Regions from separate parts of the Homo sapiens genome. Here region 1 is linked to region 2. Evidence: read pairs that join two places in POLR2A ChIA-PET (ENCODE). Cell type or tissue: HepG2. All regions are shown on one strand. Links, peaks and the distances in the headings refer to the core of each region. The heading gives the core; the rest is flanking DNA.

What was found. Peaks named below come from ENCODE experiments on the same cell type or tissue, not always from the same donor. Only the 100,000 strongest peaks of a DNase experiment are listed, where the experiment ranks them.
Region 1: POLR2A ChIA-PET joins it to region 2 with 7 read pairs; 23 of 35 experiments call an interaction of 5 or more read pairs at or near these places.

Annotation. Positions count from the first base shown.
Region 1 is chr16:89,885,257-89,891,958 of GRCh38, reverse strand. TCF25 (TCF25 ribosome quality control complex subunit) reads right to left here. Exons shown (of 18, transcript NM_014972.3): 4 at 5,993-6,111; 5 at 4,242-4,307. Among named protein-coding and RNA genes, the nearest start is that of TCF25, 15 kb to the right of the region's middle. In HepG2, for the core only: no CTCF peak of the experiment used is centred there; no DNase peak of the experiment used is centred there.
Region 2 is chr16:89,819,308-89,826,009 of GRCh38, reverse strand. No RefSeq gene overlaps it. Among named protein-coding and RNA genes, the nearest start is that of SPIRE2, 5.8 kb to the left of the region's middle. RefSeq lists an enhancer at 3,648-3,817. In HepG2, for the core only: no CTCF peak of the experiment used is centred there; DNase peaks (open chromatin) are centred at 2,069, 2,758, 3,339 and 4,289; H3K4me3 peaks cover 1,961 bases.

The DNA of each region.
Region 1 (6,702 bases), core at 771-5,770, 66 kb before region 2:
GGGGCTCACACCTGTAATCCCAGCACTTTGAGAGGCCAAGATGGGAGAATTTCTTGAACCCAGGAGTTCGAGACTGGCCTGGGCAAGACAGCAAAACCCCATTTCTACAAAGGGTTTTAAAAATTAGCCTGGCGTGATGGCCTGCACCTGTGATCCCAGCACTCCAGCCTGGACGACAGAGCAAGGCCCTGTCTCAAGAGGAAAATAAAAAAAGAAAACGAAAAGAAAGAGAACAACGTACTAATATCCACATGCCCATCACTCAACTTAAGAAACCAACCATCTCTGAGGTAACAGCAGCTCCATGCCTTTTCCATGCTGCCCCACCTGCCCAGCTCAGATACCAGCTGACCAGTGCTTAGAGTGGGCCTGACCCCTGTGGCAGAGACCCCCAAATAACAGAGGTCAGGGCACTCTGCCTGAGCACACAGGCACCAGACAGGTGGGGCGTGGCAGCCGCGGCAGCACAGACAGCAGCAGCCATGCCCACGGTCACCATCAGCACGGTGCAGCTCCCTTCCCACGGGGCCATCCCTGCCCTGGCCCCGGGCTCCCCACAGTTCAGCCACCGCAGAGTGGAGGCCAGTGTGGTGGGCCCTCCTGACATGAAGGTGGCCCCAGCCTGCTTCTCCTGCCTGTAGCACACGCCCAGGCCTAGGAGAGTCAGCCCTTCAGCACTCTCCTGGGCCAGATGTACAGAATCCCAGGGATGGCCTGACCTGCGGTGAGCTATCCCACAAAACAAGTAAGGAAGCCTCCAGAACAGACCCAACGAGGCAGCCTGGGCAGATGCCAGGAGGGGGCAGGGGACAGGAGCCTGGAGGAGCTCTGAAGGCTGGCAGGCGCCCTGAGCAATGGGAGGAGTGTGCTGAAGTGCGGGGGCGATGAGCTGACCGGGCTGTCGTAGTAGGAAGTCAAGGACCCAAGAGAAAGCAGTGCCTGTTATTCTGAGCTTCTGAGAGAACCACCAGAAGGAGAAATGGAAACAGGCCAGGTCTTTGTCTTGGAGGAGCAGGACAAGGAATGAATAAAAAGGAAACTGTGGCTTCTCCATGTAAGTCTTTTGGTAGGACTTAAATTTTTAAAGAAATAAATAAACAAAAAAGTTTAATAATACTATAAAAATAATAAAGGCAATTATTGTCAACTAATTACTACGAGTAATCAGTATTAACAGTTATAATACTAATTACTATTAATAATTATAATTTGCAGAAATAAAACCATGCAAAAATATAAAGAAATGACCAAGACAGACCAAGCAGATGCAAACAAAGGGTGGGACGAGGTGGAACCCTCAGCTCAGAGAAATGCAGATGACAAAGTGACATTTTAAAGTCTATTTTTAATTAATATTCCCGAAGAAACCCATCAACACCAAAAATGTAAAGTAAAATATAAAGCAAAACCTGTTAGAAATCCAGGGAAGGCGTGAACAACAGCATATGAAAACATCCTTGATCTACCCACAATCAAAACCCCAACACTTCTGCCCACACACGACGGCAGGTTTCCAAACCACTACCGTCGACTACGAGTAAGAAGGTGAAGGACCTGGGCAGACACTCAGTGTGAGCCACGTAACTCTACTGAAGGCACTGGCAGCATGCAGGATATATACTCATTCTTGGGCAGTTTCACAGAAATGCCTGCAGACACCGGGGACTGTAGCCAACATCTGGACACATGCTACCATTGGGGTGAGGAAATGACCTGGGTATACCATGGTGCAGAAACAACACTTAGGCTGGGTGTGGTGGCTCACGCCTGTAATCCCAGCACTTTGGGAGGCCGGGCGCAGTGGCTCAGGGCTGTAATCCCAGCACTTTGGGAGGCCGAGACTGGCGGATCACTTGAGGTCAGGAGATCGAGACCAGCCTGGCCAACATGGTGAAACCCCGTCTCTACCAAAAATACAAAAATTTGCCGAGCATGGTGGCACTCGCCTGTAATCCCAGCTACTTGGGAAGCTGAGGCAGGAGAATCGTTTGAACCCAGGAGGCGGAGGTTGCAGTGAGCTGAGATCGCACCACTGAGCTCCAGAGCCTAGGTGACAGAGCGAGACTCCATTTCAAAAAAAGAAAACAATGCTTAGAACTCAGACGTGCAGACCAGGCACGGTGGCTCACACCTGTAATCCCAGCACTTCGGGAGGCTGAGGCGGGTGGATCACCTGAGGTTGGGAGTTCGAGACGAGCCTGACCAACATGGAGAAACCCCATCTCTACTAAAAACACAAAATTAGCTGGACATGGTGGCACATGCCTGTAATCCCAGCTACTCAGGAGGCTGAGGCAGGAGAATCACTTGAACCCGGGAGGCGGAGGTTGTGGTGAGCCAAGATTGAGCCATTGCACTCCAGCCTGGGCAACAAGAGCAAAATTCTGTCTCGAAAAAAAAAAAAAAGAACTCAGACGTGCAAACCCAGGGCATGTTATAGACCAGCAATACTCTCCATGGTCCAATAAAACAGGATGTGTCTGGCTGGGCGTGGTGGCTCATGCCTGTAATCCTAGCACTTTAGGAGGTAGAGGGAGGAGAATCGCTTGAAGCCAGGAGTTTGACATCACCCTGGGCAACAAAGTAAGACCTTGTTTCTATAAAAAATAAAATAAAATAAATTAGCGGTGGCATGTGCCGGTAGTCCCAGCTATTTGGGAGACTGAGATGGGAGGATCACTTGAGGCCACGAGTTCAAAACCAGACTGGACAACCCAGCAAGACCCTGTCTCTAAAAAATAAAAAAATAAAAATAAATAAATAAAAAAAAGACAAAGCCTTCTGGACACTTCGATGGAGAGTCCAGAGGTGGAATATACCTCCTACATAAAGTCCCAGAAGCAGACACCCCCCCTGCTCTTCCTCCTCTAAGGAGCTGAAAGACCCTGTGCTCCCCATCGCAGCCAGCCATCCTCATCTGGGGCTGCCCAACTGCTAAGAACTACTGAATGGACACAGATGAAATTTATCTGGGCCGGGCGCCATGGCTCACGCCTGTAATCCCAGCACTTTGGGAGGCCAAGGCAAGTGGATCACCTGAGGTCAGGAGTTCGAGACCAGCCTGGCCGACATGGTGAAGCCCCGTCTCTACTAAAAAAAAAAAAAAAAAAAAAAAAAATTAGCTGGGCGTGGTGGCGTGCACCTGCAATCCCAGCTACTCGGGAGGCTGAGGCAGAATTGCCTGAACCCAGGAGGCGGAGGTTGCAGTGAGCCAGGATCACACCACTGCATTCCAGCCTGGGCGACAGAGCAAGAATCTGCCTCAAAAAAAAAAAAAAAGAAAGAAAGAGAGAAAGAAACTTATCTCAGAACCTGACCTTCACATTAGTTTTGCTCTGAGAAGCAAAACTAGAATCTTTTTTTTTTTTTTGAGATGGAGTTTCGCTCTCGTTGCCCAGGCTGGAGTGCAACGTCACGATCTCAGCTCACCGCAACCTCTGCCTCCGGTTTCAAGCGATTCTCCTGCCTCAGCCTCCTGAGTAGCTGGGATTACAGGCATGCACGACCATGCCTGGCTAATTTTTTGTATTTTTAGTAGAGACGGGGTTTCTCCATGTTGGTCAGGCTGATCTCGAACTCGTGAACTCAGGTGATCCGCCCGCCTTGGCCTCCCAAAGTGCTGGGATTACAGGCGTGAGCCACCACGACAAAACTAGAATCTTAAAATTTAACAGCTTTTGAAAACTTTTTTTTGAGACACGGTCTCGCTCTGTCGGCCAGGCTGGAGTGCAGTGGTGTGATCTCAGCTCATTGCAACCTCTGCCTCCTGGGTTCAAGCGAATGTCCCGCCTCAGCTTCCTGAGTAGCTGGGATTACAGATGCCTGCCCACCACGCCCAGCTAATTTTTGTATTTTCAGTAGAGACGGGGTTTCACTATGTTGCCCAGCTGGTCTCAAACTCCTGACTTCAGGTGATCTGTCCGCCTCAGCCTCCCAAAGTGCTGGGATTACAGGCGTGAGCACTGCACTCGGCATGGCTTTTGAAACCTCATGCTGGACAAGGCAGTGTGAGGGATGGAGACCAGCTACTCTGAGCATCTCTACAACCCACGGTCACAGACAAGGTTATACACAGACAATCTGTGGACTCCCATTCAGACCCCAATTCTAAGGGTTACGTGTGCACTCTGGCTTTAAATACTCTCCCTCAAGGGTAAACTAGCTTCAGGAACACCACCCCCGGCCAAGAGTCTAAGAAGGAATGAAGCAGCTGTGAGAATGCAGCTCACTGTGGACCTTACCTTTGCTCCCCCAGGATTGCCCGGGCACCAAAATACCTTTTCAGTTCTGTGTCTGGATTCAAGTGTCTGGGGAATTGAAAATTGTAGAAAAAAAACATGAAATTATGTTCTAAGACGATTCCAAAAGCTTCAGAAAGCCACCTAATAGTCAAGGAGAGAACACGGATTTTTGGTTTGAAAGGCAGCTTCCAGGCCTTTCTCTAAAATCACCACCCCAACCACAGCTGAGGCCTCGCCACTGCGGGCACCATGGGGAAGCTGCCGTCACTGTGCCGTGAGGGCGCTCGGTGAGTGCTGTGTCAAGAGGCACTGTGTGTGGCACACGTCTGTTTCTGAGGCTGAGTCGGGGCAGTGCACGCACCCTGGGACTACACTACTGCGTCTTAACTGACTCCACGGAGCTTTTTTTTTTTTAAGCTGGCAATAATTTCTGAAGTAGGGACAGCGATTCATTAAGCATCTGTAAGACCAAGAGATGAATTAATCATCCAAGGATGACAGGGTAAGGAGGAACTTTTTGACCAGACGTGGTGGTTCACACCTGTAATTCCAGCATTTTGGGAGACTGAGGCAAGAGAATCTCCTGAGCCCAGGAGGTCGAGGCTGCAGTGGGCTATGATCACACCACTGAACTCCAGCCTGGGTGATAGAGAGATCCTGTCTCTTAAAAAAAAGAAAAAGAAGGAACTCTCTAATATACATAAGAAGTAAAACTAGAAGTTCTCTGAAATATGGATGACTTCCTTTCCTCCTTGTTCCTATTTCCTTTTGTCGGGAGACAGAGTCTCGCTGTATCACCCAGGCTGGAGTGCAGTGGCGCGATCTCGATCTCGGCTCACTGCAACCTCTGCCTCCCGGGTTCAAGCGATTCTCCTGCCTCAGCCTCCTGAGTGGCTGGGATTACAGGCACCCACCACCACATCCAGCTAATTTTTGTATTTTTTTTTTCTTTTTTTTGAGACGGAGTTTTGCTCGTTGCCCAGGCTGGAGTGCAGTGGCACAATCTCAGCTCACCGCAACCTCCGCCTCCCAGGTTCAAGCAATTTTCTGGCCTCAGCCCCCTGAGTAGCTGGGATTACAGGCATGCGCCACCACGCCTGGCTAATTTTGTACTTTTACTAGAGATGGGGTTTCTCCATCTTGGTCAGGCTGGTCTCAAACTCCTGACCTCAGGTGATCTGCCCACCTCAGCCTCCCAAAGTGCTGGGATTACAGGCGTGAGCCACCGGGCCCGGCCTATTTCCTAAATGAGTAATAACAAACTCATATTATTATTATTATTATTTTTTTGAGACACAGTCTCGCAGTGTTGCCCAGGCTGGAGTGCAGTGGCACAATCTCGACTCACTGCAAGCTCCACCTATTGGGTTCACGCCATTCTCCTGCCTCAGCCTCCCGAGTAGCTGGGACTATAAGGCGCCCGCTACCACGCCCAGCTAATTTTTTGTATTTTTAGTAGAGAGGGGGTTTCACCATGTTAGCCAGGATGGTCTCGATCTCCTGACCTCATGATCCGCCTGCCTTGGCCTCCCAAAGTGCTGGGATTACAGGCGTGAGCCACCACGCCCAGCCAATAAACTCATATGATTTTTAAATAAAGACAGTACATTTTATTTTTCCTTTTTTAGAGAACCTTTTCCTCCCACGAAGTCTCTGTGGCAGCCACAGAGAAGGGCAGCCGCAGAGAAGGGCAGCCGCAGAGAAGGGCAGCCGCAGAGAAGGGCAGCCGCAGAGAAGGGCGGGGGCCACACCTGTGCTCCACGTAGAGAACGTGCTTCCTGGAGCTCAGGGGAGCTGGGCCGGGACGGTTCAACCCAGTGCTGTCCTCAATCCTCTCTAGGATGCGATCGATATCTTCTAGTCCGTTTTCCTAAAAGCCCCAAAACAACCTCTTAATCACCACACTGACATTATTTTAAATATTGTAACAATAACAAAATTATTTATCTTAAAAGAGACCTATTACACTGTATTTACTTCCTAAAGGACAGCATAAGTCAAACACTATGTACCATCCACACATTTAGAAAAAAGAAGAGATGTTTCCTAAGAAGCGCTCAGCATAGACAGAATCACAGAACCAGAAGGACCCTAGAAAAAACTGGGCATTCCACATCACACTGGTGTGCTCACCTCCTCAGGCAAACAGGGTTGGGACTTGTGGCTCCAACTAAACGGCAACAAAGCTACACCCTTGTCTCAGGACACAGTCAGACGAGGACGAAGGGCAATGATGAAAACATATTTTTTTCTGATGACAGACTAGCTCCAGTGGAGGGTTCTGTACCCACCATGCAATTAACCCATAAGCATGGGACAGATGTCAGGGCAAACAGCAAGTGTCCCACGGGTCACAGGAGCACCAGAACTAGAAGGGATGTCCCCATCAGATCACACATTCCCACAGAGACACAGAGCAGAGCGCCAACCAGTCGAGGAACAAGGGTAAAAACAAGAAGCA
Region 2 (6,702 bases), core at 849-5,848:
GCCATGCCCTGAATACCATGTACCACAAACCTGGCACTCAAGCAGATCTCCCCTCCTGATTTGTCCCTGCCACCCGCAGCATGGGTACCAACGATGGGTAAGTTAGGAATTTCAAGTTCTGGCTTAGAAGAGCAACAGCAGAAAACCTTCCATGAGGCATCTTATTCCACAGGAGCAGCACGCTCTACATTCGTGGTAACCAAAGTCCCTGGCCCACACACTGCCAGGTGTGTGATGATGGGGAATTGTTCTCTGCTGATGTCTGAGGCTGATCCTTGGTCCCACACACAGGGTGGTTTCTCCCTTCAGAATGCACGGGGATAAAGACTTCCATTTGTGGCCGAGCGCGGTGGCTCACTCCTGTAATCCCAGCACTTTGGGAGGCCGAGGCGGATGGATCAAGAGGTCAGGAGATTGAGACTATCCTGGCTAACATGGTGAAACCCGTCTCTACTAAAAAACACAAAAAATTAGCCAGGAGTGGTGTCGGGTGCCTGTAGTTCCAGATACTGGGGAGGCTAAAGCAGGAGAATGGCGTGAACCCAGGAGGCGGAGCTTGCAGTGAGCCGAGATCGCGCCACTGCACTCCAGCCTGGGCGACAGAGCGAGACTCCATCTCAAAAATAAAAAAAGAAAAAAAAAAAGACTTCCATTTGCAACACCCCACTGAGTAGGTCTCACTGCTTCTTGCCAGAAGTCAAGGTGGGGGACATTGCTCTCACCACGACTGGCCACCACCCCAGAGCACTCTTTGGACGTGCAGCCTCATCACTGCCACAGTGCAGCACTGGCCGGGGACATTTGAGCAGAAGATGGTAATTACCCTAATGGGAAGCTGGCTGGGGCACAAGGGGACCTTCTCTCTTCCTCAAAGGGCCTCACGTGTCCCTTACCGACCACAAGGTTTTAGGGTGTAATTTGTGAGCTCAGTCCTCCAGCCACTGCTGCATCCTGGCAAGGACCTAGTGCTGACTCACCTGGCTGAACAGTGACCCTTGAGGTCACGTGAGTGGGGTACAGTGACCCTCTCTGAACTGGCATCCACCATCCTACCTGGGATCCCTATGGACTCACCAGCAGGACTTAGAACACTGAGATTTTAGTAAAAAATTTTAAAAGTTAGGGCTGGGCACGGTGGCTCAAGCCTGTAATCCCAGCACTTTGGGAGGCCAAGGGGGCAGATCACGAGGTCAGGAGTTCCAGACCAGCCTGGCCAATATGGTGAAACCCCATCTCTACTAGAAAAATAATTAAAAAAAAAAAAATTAGCAGGGCGTGGTGGCACATGCCTATAATCCCAGCTACTCGGGAGGCTGAGGCAGAAGAATTGCTTGAACCCAGGAGGCGGAGGTCGCAGTGAGCCGAGATCGCACCACTGCACTCCAGCCTGGGAAACAGAGCAAGACTCCATCTCAAAAAAAATAAAAAGAAATAAAACATGGCCGGGCATGGTGGCTCACACCTGTAATCCCAGCACTTTGGGAGGCCGAGGCAGGCAGATCACAAGGTCAGGAGATCAAGGCCATCCTGGCCAACACGGTGAAACCCCATCTCTACTAAAAATACAAAAGGCCAGGCACAGTGGCTCACGCCTGTAATCCCAGCACTTTGGGAGGCTGAGGCGGGCAGATCACGAGGTCAGGAGATCGAGACCATCCTGGCTAGCACGGTGAAACCCTGTCTCTACTAAAAATACAAAAAAATTAGCCGGGCGTGGTGGGGGGGTGCCTGTAGTCCCAGCTACTCGGGAGGCTGAGGCAGGAGAATGCCGTGAACCTGGGAGGTGGAGCTTGCAGTGAGCCAAGATTGCGCCACTGCATTGCAGCCTGGGCGACAGAGCGAGACTCTGTCTCAAAAAATAAATAAATAAAAAATAAAAATAAAAATACAAAAATTAGCTGGGCATGGTGGCACATGCCTGTAGTCCCAGCTACTCAGGAGGGTGAGGCAGGACAATCGCCTGAATCCAGGAGGCGGAGGTTGCAGTGAGCCGAGATCACACCACTGCACTCCAGCCTGGTGACACAGTGAGACTCTGTCTCAAAAAACAAACAAACAGAAAAAGGGACTCAACGAGAAGCACTGTAGAGATTGATGTAGGTCAGTCATTAAGTCAGCTTGGAAAGCTTTAGAGCAGGGGTGTCCAATCTTTTGGCTTCCCTGGACCACACTGGAAGACGAATTGTCTTGAGCCACACGTAAAATACACTAACAATAGCTCTGTGCATAAATCTCACAATGTTTTAAGAAAGTTTAAGAATTTGTGTTGGGCTGCATTCAAAGCTTTCCTGGGCCGCATGCAGCCCACAGGCCGCGGGTTGGACAAGCTTGCTTTAGATCAAGGCCATTTCTACAGTTATGGATTGCCTGCATCTAAAAACATGCTCCTTGTCCTTCATTTCCAGTAGATTAGGAAATCCTGGGAGAGGGAAATTATCAGTAACTGGGCTGCTCCGCTTGGGGACAAACTAGAGACATTTAGTATGATGATGAATCCAGCAGTGCTTGGGGCTGGACAATCACTTTATCAAGTTATCACATTAACAGAAACACCCCCAAAATGTTTATCTCATGGTACCAGCTGCTCATTCATGCCAATTTACCAGGCACTGATTTCTCATGCCTGGGGAAAGAGCAGGGCAACCCCAGGTAGGTGCCTGCCCCTCTGTTCTTACAGGCAGAGCAACGATACACAAGGAAACAAAGACCAGCACAGCAGGTGGGGAAGGGCTCCAGGTGCCGACATCAATCAGGAACCCACTGGTCATGTTTGCTTTTGCCCATGCTCTGTGTTTGGTGCTTTGAATAATATCAGACGGAGCCCTTTGAGGGGCTGTAAATCTTCTCCACACCATGGCAGTGCACTCAGAGGGGCTGTGTGGCTCATGACTGCAGTTGGCCACAGATTAAAAAGCTCTAGGAATTATACCTCTCAGCATCTTTACAGACAGAGCCTAGAAGATCTCAACTGTAGGTTCCTGGAGGCTGAGAAGGTAAGTTGGCGCTGGTTCCCCAGGTGTTCTGTGGCTCTAATTACACAGAGAATTCCAGGGTTCTTCATTTCAGGAGAGGAGTGCAGGGCCCCAGGGTACAAGGTGGCATAGCAAGAACCCTGAGTGCCTTGGGACAGAAGTCAGAGCAAGTCAGACACAAAGTCAACTTCAGGTCAAAGGCCTCCTCCACCATCTGGACTCAGGCAGAGCCACTTCACCTGGGGCCAGTGGAGTGCAGAGGTTTCTTTGGCCACGCCTTACTCATTCCATTTCAGACTCAAAAACAAGGTTGGCTCCTCCCAAGGGATTATGTGCACACTGTACTGGTGAGCAGCCTGGCCTCCTGCACCCCCGAGGCCCCTGAATACTCTCTTTGTCACAGTCTGTGCAGCCAGGCAGGGTCAGAGCTCAGGGGCCCAGGAGGAAAAGCAGACATTTGAGAGCCCTGGTTTTGTGTTGTGTTTATTTTAGGGTAACTATACAGGCCGTGGATCCCAAGGGGTGCAAGACTGAGCCAGGCTGGGCTTGATCTCTGAAAGGGAACTCACGACAGATCTGAGGGAAGGGTTCCGGCCCGGGGTGCTCCAGGGTTTCTAGGCTGGTGACCGACACAGAGGCTGAGCATGGCTGAACCCAGACACCGCGAGGGATCCAGACCATGCGGCGGAATGCGTGGCCATGGGGAGGTCCCAGAGCAGAGACAGAGGAAGCCCTGGACAGCAGGCGGGCTGGGTCAGCGAGCAGGACCCGTGCGGTATGGTGAAGAGAGACACACGCTGCGATTCTGAGTCAGGAGATGAGAGAAATACTCAAGGCCCTGTCTGCTTCCTATTGAGGGTGGTCAGAGTTATTTACACATGCTGAATTTGTTTCTCTTTTGAACAGATAAAGCAAGGTGGTTAAAAATGAATGGGTCCTGGCTGGGCGTGGTGGCTCACACCTGTAATCCCAGCACTTGGGGAGGTTGAGGCGGGTAGATCACCTGAGGTTGGGGGTTGGGAGTCTGAGACCAGCCTGACCAACATGGAGAAACCCTGTCTCTACTAAAAATACAAAATTAGTCAGGCATGGTGGCGCAGGGCTATAATCCCAGCTGCTCGGGAAGCTGAGACAGGAGAATCTCTTGAACCCGGGAGGTGGAGGTTGCGGTGAGCCATGATCTCGCCATTGCACTCCAGGCTGGGTGACAAGAGCGAAACTCTGTGCCTCAAAAAAAAAAAAAACAAGAATGGGACATGCTGAGATGTGTCACTTAGACACTAGTTCCTGTGTGAACATGGGGTTGACAAGCTCCTCCCCACGTGACAGCAAACATCGTCTCAGATGGTGAAAGCACCTCCAGTGCCCGCCCAGGGGCCTGAACGTTGTAAGATGAGAGAACTAGGCTGGACGTGGCGCCTCACACCTGTCGTCCCAGCACTTTGGGAGGCTGAGGTAGGAGGACCAAGAGCCTGGGAGGCGGAGGCGGAGGTTGTAGTGAGACGAGATTGCGCCACTCTAGCCTTAGTGGCAGAGTGAGACCCTGTCTCAAAAAAAAAAAAGGCCAGGCGCGGTGGCGCACGCCTGTAATCCCAGCACTTTGGGAGGCCGAGGCGGGCGGATCACCTGAGGTCAGGAGTTTGAGACCAGCCTGGCCAACATGGCAAAACCCTGTCTCTACTAAAAATACAAAAATTAGACAGGCGTGGTGGCAGGCACCTGTAATCCCAGCTACTCGGGAGGCTGAGGCGGGAGAATCGCTTGAACCTGGAAGGCAGTGGTTGCAGTGAGCCAAGATCATGCCACTGCAGTCCAGCCTGGGCAACAGAGTGAGACTCCATCTTAAAAAAAAAAAAAAAAAAGAATGCAGAAGTTCCTCACAACTCATGGGCATAATTCTCCCCACACTGCTCAGTGACAAGGCAGAGGCAGAACAGGCCATTATAAAAGATGTGCCAGATCAAAGGACAGATGAACTTTTCTTTTCTTTTCTTTTCTTTTCGAGAGGGAGTTTTGCTCTTGTCGCCCAGGCTGGAGTGCAGTGTCATGATCTCAGTTCACTGCAAGGTTTGCCTCCCAGGCTGAAGCGATTCTCCTGTCTCAGCCTCCCCAGAAGCTGGGATTACAGGTGCCCACCACCACAGCCGGCTCATTTTTTGTATTTTTAGTAGAGACCAGGTTTCTCCATGTTGGGGACGCTGGTCTCAAACTCCTGACTTCAGGTAATCTGCCCACCTCGGCCTCCCAAAGTGCTGGGATTACAGGCGCGCGCCACCATACGCTTTTTTTTTTTTTTTTGAGACAGAGTCTCAATCTGTCGCCCAGGCTGTAGTTGGCATGATCTCGGCTCACTGCAACCTACATCTCCTGGGTTCAAGTGATTCTCCAGCCTCAGCCTCCCAAGTAGCTGCGATTACAGGCACTGGTCACCACGCCCGGCTAATTTTGTATTTTTAGTAGAGATGTGGTTTCACCATGTTGGCCAGGCCAAATTCGAACTCCTGACCTCAGGTGATCTACCCACCTCAGCCTCCCAAAGCGCTGGGATTACAGTCATGAGCCACCCCACTTGTCCTAGACAGAAAATTATCTTTTTTTTGAGACGGAGTGTCGCTCTGTCACCCAGGCTGGAGTGCAGTGGCACGATCTCAGCTCACTGCAAGCTCCGCCTCCTGGGTTCAAGCAAATCTCCCGCCTCAGCCTCCTGAGTAGCTGGAATTACATGCACCTGCCACCACACCCGGCTAATTTTTGTAGTTTTGGTAGAGATGGGGTTTCACCATGTTGTCCAAGCTGGTCTCGAACTCCTGCTCTCAGGTGACCCGCCTGCCTCAGCCTCCCAAAGTGCTGGGATTACAGGCGTGAGCCACTGCGCCGGGCCAAGACAAGAGTTTTGCTCTAGTTGCCCAGGCTGGAGTGCAGTGGCGCAATCTTGGTTTACTGCAACCTTCGCCTCCTGGGTTCAGGCGATTCTCCTGCCTCAGCCTCCCGAGTAGCTGGGATTACAGGCATGCACCACCACACCTGGCTGATTTTGTATTTTTAGTAGAGACGGGGTTTCTCCATGTTCGTCAGGCTGGTCTTGAACTCCTGACCTCAGGTGATCTGCCTGCCTTGGCCTCCCAAAGTGCTGGGATTACAGGCATGAGCCACCACACCTGGCCAATTTTTGTGTTTTTAGTAGAGATGAGATTTCACCATGTTGGCCAGGCTAGTCTCAAACTCCTGACCTCAGGTGATCCACCGGCCTCGGCCCCCCAAAATGCTGGGATTACAAGTGTGAGACACCGTGCCCAGCACCCCTGCCTTTTTTTTTTTTTTGAGACAGGGTGTCACTCTGTCATCCAGGCTGGAGTGCAGTGGCGTGATGGTGGCTCCCTGCAGCCTCAGCCTCCTGGGCTCAAGTGATCCTCTCACCTCAGCCTCCCAAGTAGCTGGGACTATGTAGGGTCCAGCCCTATGGGGCTTAGTGGGTGTTCTCCCCATGTACGGAGAAGAGAGATTGTAATAAATAAAGACACAAGACCAAGAAATAAAGAGAAAACAGCTGGGCCCCGGGGACCACTACCATCAAGACGCGGAGACTGGTAGCGGCCCCGAACGGCTAGGCTCTTTGATATCTATTGCATACATGACAAGGGGGCAGCGTAAGGAAGGTGAATCTTCTAAGTGATTGACAAGGTGAAGCATGTCACGTGATTACAGGATGGGGGCCCTTCCCTTTCAGGTA